Linked DNA regions of Mus musculus: region 1 is linked to region 2. A link is a contact called in ENCODE Hi-C or POLR2A ChIA-PET data. All regions are on one chromosome and are shown on one strand. The core of a region is the stretch at or near the end of the contact, and the rest is flanking DNA. Distances in the headings are between cores, read along the strand shown.

Evidence for each region. A loop is a pair of places that touch in the nucleus more often than their neighbours do. ChIA-PET counts read pairs that join two places held with the same protein, here RNA polymerase II (POLR2A).
Region 1: a map of regulatory T cell shows a loop between it and region 2 (2.5-fold over the local background). The contact joins the promoter of Dtd2 here to the promoter of Ap4s1 in region 2. A Hi-C loop is called at or near these places in 2 of 37 maps with a recorded cell type or tissue (T-helper 1 cell and regulatory T cell). POLR2A ChIA-PET finds 5 or more read pairs at or near these places in 3 of 5 experiments (Patski and embryonic stem cell).

Annotation. Positions count from the first base shown.
Region 1 is chr12:52,004,559-52,007,862 of GRCm38, reverse strand. Dtd2 (D-tyrosyl-tRNA deacylase 2) reads left to right here and starts at 1,356. Exons shown (of 3, transcript NM_029545.3): 1 at 1,356-1,488; 2 at 2,915-2,984. The coding sequence starts at 1,378.
Region 2 is chr12:51,689,525-51,692,693 of GRCm38, reverse strand. It overlaps Ap4s1 (adaptor-related protein complex AP-4, sigma 1), which reads right to left and starts at 1,728. Exons shown (of 6, transcript NM_021710.4): 1 at 1,380-1,728. It overlaps Strn3 (striatin, calmodulin binding protein 3), which reads left to right and starts at 780. Exons shown (of 18, transcript NM_052973.2): 1 at 780-1,272. The coding sequence starts at 991.

The DNA of each region.
Region 1 (3,304 bases), core at 107-2,606, 320 kb before region 2:
GTTGAGACAGGGTTTCTCTGTATATCCCTGGCTGTCCTGGAACTCACTCTGTAGACCAGACTGGTCTCGAACTCAGAAATCCGCCTGCCTCTGCCTCTGGAGTGCTGGGATCAAAGGTGTGTGCCACCACTGCCCAGCTATAAAATGATTTTCATTGCTACTTTATCACTGTAATTTTGCTACTGTTATAAATAAAATGTAAATCTCTGTGTTTCCCAATAGTCTTTGTAAGACACCGAAGCTGGGCCGCCACTCAAGTCCCGGGATGAGCTGGCCAGCACCCCAGTGACCCGAGAGAAAACCACACCTGATGCAAACTGCAAGAGGTTTTATTATCAGTTAGCTGAGGACAAAGTCCCTCTGCCATGCAGGGCAGGGGAGTTTGACCCTGAGCAGTGACAGTAGGGGGCTTTTAACAGCTAGCTGAGGAATTGGGAGGAGTTGGGAGGAGAGTTGGGAGGAGTTGAGAAGAGTTGGGAGGAGTTGAGAAGAGTTGGGAGGAGTTGGAAGGAGTTGGGAGGAGAGTTCTTCTCTTCCAGGTGTCCTTGGTGAAATTTACAAGGCAGGAGTGAGGAGTGAGTTCTTTCTGAATTTTTATCTCCCGTGTCCTCGGCACAGGAAGGCAGGCATCTCTGGTTGTAAAGTATAGAAACAAAAAGGCTTTTTGCTGGCTATAGTGAACAAAGAGCTTCTTTCTGGCTGTATTTTTAGAGATCAGGGAAAACAAGCTTGGGGAACGTCCCAGGGGCTTTACCTTCCAGGGAGAAATGCTCTAAATCGGGGTCCCACATCTTAGGTGCTCCCTTCTATAGTTGCATCTGTCCCCCACCCACAGGTTAAGTTCCCTCTCTGCCTGCTTTGAGATCAATTGATCTCATTCTAGTTATGTCTTTATAATAAATATAGAATGGATTTAACTCTGACTTACATTCTTTCCAATACCTGGAAACCTAAGCTTTCTGAAATGAAAAATATTTCTTCAAAAGCTATGAAGCAGGTAGCAGAGCAGGATGGGGTGGGGTGGGGCTGTGGGCGGGCACACATGTAATTCCTGCAATTGGGAGAAGGAGTTCAGTTCAAGGTCAGCCTCAGCTATGTGGTTATTGCGACCAACCCCGACTCTATGAGACCCTACCTCCAAAAACAAAACTAAAAACGAGGCATTCGAGGATGAGATTAGGTTAAAGAAGGAGGGAGAGAAGGAGAGACAGAGATCTCTAAACAAAAACCCTCCAAGAGACTGAAGCTTCAAAGCTCCAAAGCTGGTCAATTCCACATCCGGGACTCCGGAGAGCCAGGCGGAGGCCCCGCCCACTTAGGTGGGGCCACGAGCAGTGGGAGGCGCCTACCCGAGCATGCGCAGTGCGGACCCGCGCCATGGCGGACGGTGGTCGTGTGGCCCAGGCTCGTGCGCTCCTGCAGCAGTGCCTGCACGCTCGCCTGCAAGTGCGCCCGGCCGATGGAGACGCCGCGGCGCAGTGGGTGGAGGTAACGCCCGGCCCTATCCGCGGAACCGTGCCGGTCTTCCTGTCATCTTTCGTGAGATGAAGAGCTTGTCCCTTTCCGTCTGCCCACTTTAGTGGGCTGCCTAGCTGTCTCTTTGGACTTGGCGTCTGGTGGTGGCCTGTGCCCCACTGGTTCGCTCTGCAGCTCTCAGCCTGCGGATGATCTTTCTGCCTTAGTATATTAAGTGTTGAGGTAACAGCGTGAGCCATCTCGCTTCTCAGAATTTTCAGGGAATCTCACCGCCAGTAGATCCTTAGATTCCATTATCCCGCAATGCGGGGCTGCTCACCACCACCTGTAACTCCAGCTCGGTCGGATCTGATGGCCTCCTCTAGGCGGGACAGACACCTGCCGTTGTACACAGACACACAAGTGCACATAGTTAAACAAAAATCTTTTCCCAGGTAATTCAAGTATGAGTGCAGAGCTAGCTATATTTACACAGAAAACCATTAGAACCAGAAAGATATAGCTGAACGTAATGTCGCTAACAGTTAAATTGAGTCTCAAACATGTATAAAGCTTTGGAAGTTAAAGCATGAAATATAACTGTGTGTCTGCCTTCCCATTTATTTTTATGTAGCATTTGATAAACACCTGGGTTGTATTTACTGTGAGCTCAGCGCTGTTTTAAGCAGTTTGCAGTTATTAATTCATTTAATCTTTGTGGTGGCTTCTGAATCAAGTGAGCCAAGGAAATTAACATACAATCGATTCCCTCAGTGGTAGCAACGAAGTCATTTATCACTTGTTTATTTTCTTGTAGACTGTCTTACAGGAACTAGTAAACAAATATTCAAGTCATTATGTAAAATGAGAAGGTGTATATTCCTGATAACAACCAACCTTTTCCTACAGAACTTATCATAAATGTAATTTTCAAAGCCCAATCATTGGGTTTTCTTCAGGCATTGACCACGGTAACAGAAAAAGCAACTGAACAGTTCCTGGAATTTGTAAAAATAAGACAAGACCCCATGTAGAAATACCACTCTGTTTAAATGACTTAGGGGAAAATACAAAGTAACATCAGAGGACACTACTAACACTGTTGCTTATTCAACAGCCCCATGTGGGAAAAGGAGGATCATTTGATGTTGAATAAATCAGCCTGTAACTTTCTGTGGGCCTGGCAGAATTTGGGGGAGGCTGTCTGAAAACTGCTGGCTCAGTAGAAATAAATGCAGGCATGGTTTGTAATCTTCACCCCTTTTGACTGTAAATAAGCATGGTGCTTAAGACTTGGCAAGGATTATTTTGTTTCTCATAATTTATTTAGAATTCAAGACTCTCCTTATTTCCTTAGCTTTTAACCCAAGTGCTTGTAGACACTGTGGAGCGCTTCCCACTGAGCTGTGTCTCTGTAGACTCCTTCCTAACCTGAGATTCCTGTGGTCATTTCTCACAGATTCGGAGAGGATTGGTGATCTATGTGTGTTTCTTCAAGGGAGCTGACACAGACCTTCTCCCCAAAATGGGTATGTGTTTTCTCCCCTCTCCCAGCGAGCGGGGCATGAGAGTGGGATGCTGAAACTCATTATGATGTGGAACAAGTAAAGGAGCAAAGAAAGAACTGCTCATGAGCAACGGAACCAAAATATCCAAAACCACACTGCGTTGGTCTCGGTGGGATTTTGTTTTGTTTTTAAGGGCTTGGGGTTGACCTTGTACATGTTAAGCAAGTGCTCTACACTGACCTACAACCTCAGCCAAGAAGCATAATTTATTGTTACTTTTTCCTCTTTGTTTTGCTGTAGCGCTATAGTGCTATGCATTGAAGCCAGGGCCTAGAGCATGA
Region 2 (3,169 bases), core at 479-2,978:
CATCCAACCCACTATTCTCAAGAATTCAAGATATCACAACTTCTTCAGGAAAAAAAAAAAAAAAAAAAAAAAAAAAAAAAAAAAAGCAATAGCTCAAACACAGAGAATCTCAGAATAATAAAGACTTAAGAAGTTACAACGGGCGGCCAGGAGCACCGAAGTGGGACCAAAGAAGCAGGTTGCGACGAAGCCCAGGAGCCAGTGAGAAAGTCCGGAAGAATCTGGGCTATTTGCCAAACGTAGACGTCTCCAGAATCCTGCAGACTGACTGGTGCCACGAAACCAGAGGTCAAGTGAGTGACAGGCAGAAAAGAGGCCCGACCCTCTGGGACTGAGCAAAACACGCCAGGAATTCTAGAGAAACGTCAGGAATTCCAGGGCAGTACGGAGGACGCCTTGCACGCAGCTCCAGAGCCCAGGCCCTCAGCTGAGACCCACGCTGCCCCTAAGGATACGTGCGTGAGGAAAACGACCCGGAAGCCCGACGCCCACGCGCTTCCCCAAAGTCAAGGCAGCATCCAGATTCCACAGGCGTAGAAAAGCTGGGGCCCGGCGCCCGAGTTGGGGCGGGGCCCAGGCCTTTCCCCGCCTCCCGAAGAGCGGTCCATCCTCAGTGCGCCTGCGTGGGGTGAGGCCGGACTCTTTTTGGCTCTCCGGAGTGCGGCTTGCAGCGGCGTTCTCTACCCAGCGTGCCGTGCGCGAGCGGCGGCCCTCCGTCCCTCCTCCTCCTCCTCCGTCCCTCCTCCTCCTCCCGCCGCGGCCCCCCTCTCCCCCAAAGTGAGTGAGTGAGACGGGCAGATGGAGGAGGTACCGTAATGGCGGCGGCCGGCAGCTCCCTGCTCTGATCCGCGGCAAGCACACGGCAACGACCCCCTCCCCGGCCGTCTCCCGGCCGGCCCCCCGCCCTGCGGTCGGCGCGGGGCCACCGTCCCGGCCCTCCCCGCAGCTGTCGGCGTCTGGCACTGCGCCCCGGCCGGGGCCCCACACACAATGGACGAGCTGGCCGGAGGCGGCGGCGGCGGCCAGGGGATGGCAGCCCCTCCCCGGCCGCAGCAGGGACCCGGGGGGAACCTGAGCCTGCCGCCGGGAGCGAACGGAGCGCCGGGCGGCGGGGGTCCTCCGGCCGCCGAGGCGGCGGGGCCCCCGGCAGGCCCGGAGCTGTCCCGGCCGCAACAGTACACGATCCCGGGGATCCTACACTACATCCAGCACGAGTGGGCTCGCTTCGAGATGGAGCGGGCGCACTGGGAGGTGGAGCGGGCCGAGCTGCAGGTACGTCACCCGTCACCCCTCTCGACTGCGAGCTGGGGCCGGGGCCACGGGCCGCGGGGGTGGGGCCGGGGCTGAGGCCCGTGCCCTCAAGGGCGGAGGGGACCTACCTGAGCCGCTCCGGCCGGCGAGCGGTGACGGCGCGCCCGGCTCCCTCCTCACGGGCGGCGCGCTGCGGGCATCCTTGGGGCAGCCATTTTGGCTTTTAGCATGGCGTCCGCAGGGCTCCTCCGGAGCCACCTCTCCTGGGCCTCCGGGGTTTGGGCCCAGCGCCTCTGGGCGAGAGTCTGGCGTGGGCCCGCTAGGCACTGAGTTTGCGCTTGTGGGTCCCCTTGAGGGTGAGGCCACGCGGAGAGGGCCTGGGATGAGCGTCTTTGCCTCCTGGCTCCTGCACCCCCTTCCGATGTGGCGTCCTGCCCCCTCCCCCGCGCCTCGGTACGCACTTGCCCCTTGACAGCCACGCCGCTTCGGGCTACCGCCGCGCACAATGGCTCGCGGCCGGCCGGACAAGTTTGCCTTCCCATCCTCAACTCCTTTAAGTACCTGCGATGCCGCTCTACTCACTTGGATTTCCTTTAGCGCTTACTGATTCATCAACACTTTAACTGAATATTTCTCTCTTGAGTCGGCTTCTCTAGAGTTCCCTACTATATTCATGTTTTTACTGATGCAAAGCAAAGCTGGGCTGTCAGTACAGTATTTAGGAAATGTCTGCGGAAAGAATTGGTCTTAATTTGAAGTAGACCGTACTTATCGCTTAGTACAAGCTAAAACGGAGTTAAATGTCCACTTAATGTGATCCTCTGACAGACTTGGGTTATCCTAACTTTTGGAAGGTGACAGTTGCGGGTTCATGCCTTGAATTTTTAAAATTGCTGCATCTGTTTGAAAGGATTATTCAAGCTGGAGGATGACTGCGTTTAGTTTTAAGTTCCTTTCCAGGGTTTAATTTAAGCTTAGAAGAAAAAAAGCGTGTATCTAATTAAGCGTTGCACCTGTTTTTCAGACTTATAAATTTCGACATAAGCAATATTGTTCGTTATTATACACACACACACACAATAACTTTGGTGAGAAATAATGTTGAAACAACAGCGTGATTAATGAATGTAGAAAAGGTATCCTCAAATAAATATGAGTCTTCAGTTTGGTGTCGAATAGTAAACTTTTTAATTACATTGATTAATTTATTTCTGACCTGATTATTTACAAACTATAAACAATTTTATTCAAAAATTAAAAATACCCAGGTGTAGAGGCATAAGTCTTTAATCTCAGTGCTCAGGAGGGAGATGTTTAATATCCATGAGTTCAGGCCAGGCTGATTTATATAGAGTTCCAGGACAATTGCAGTTACATAAGAGTCTATCTTAAACAAACAAAAAAGTAAAAGAAAATTAGAAATAAGGTTGTTTCATTGTCAAAAGCATTGCAAAGCAATTGATTGGACCAGTAAACTTTTTTGGTTATGGGCTTTTGTTATTGTTTTGTGTTTTTGAAACTGGCTTTTTTCTCTGTGTACCTCTGGCTGTCCTGGAAGTAATTCTGTAGATCGGGCTGGCCTGCAACTCAGAGATCCATCTGCCTCTGCTGGGATCAAAGGTGTGTGCCCTCACCATCTAGTATTGTGGTTGCTTTTGAGACGGTCTCTGTTGTCTTGGGTGATCTGAAAACTCACTATGTAGAACAGGTTGGTTTAGACCTCTTAGAGGTCCACATGCTACCTCTTGAAGTGCTGGAATTATAAAGTCTTGTACCACCTCACCTGGCAAGCCAGTAAACTTTTATTTAACTCCACAAAGTGGGTGAAGTTAAATTTTACAACAACAAAATCCTACTTATTTTATATGACACCTTTAGTTCATTCCGTAATCTTAAAATTGTGCTTAAAAAATACATT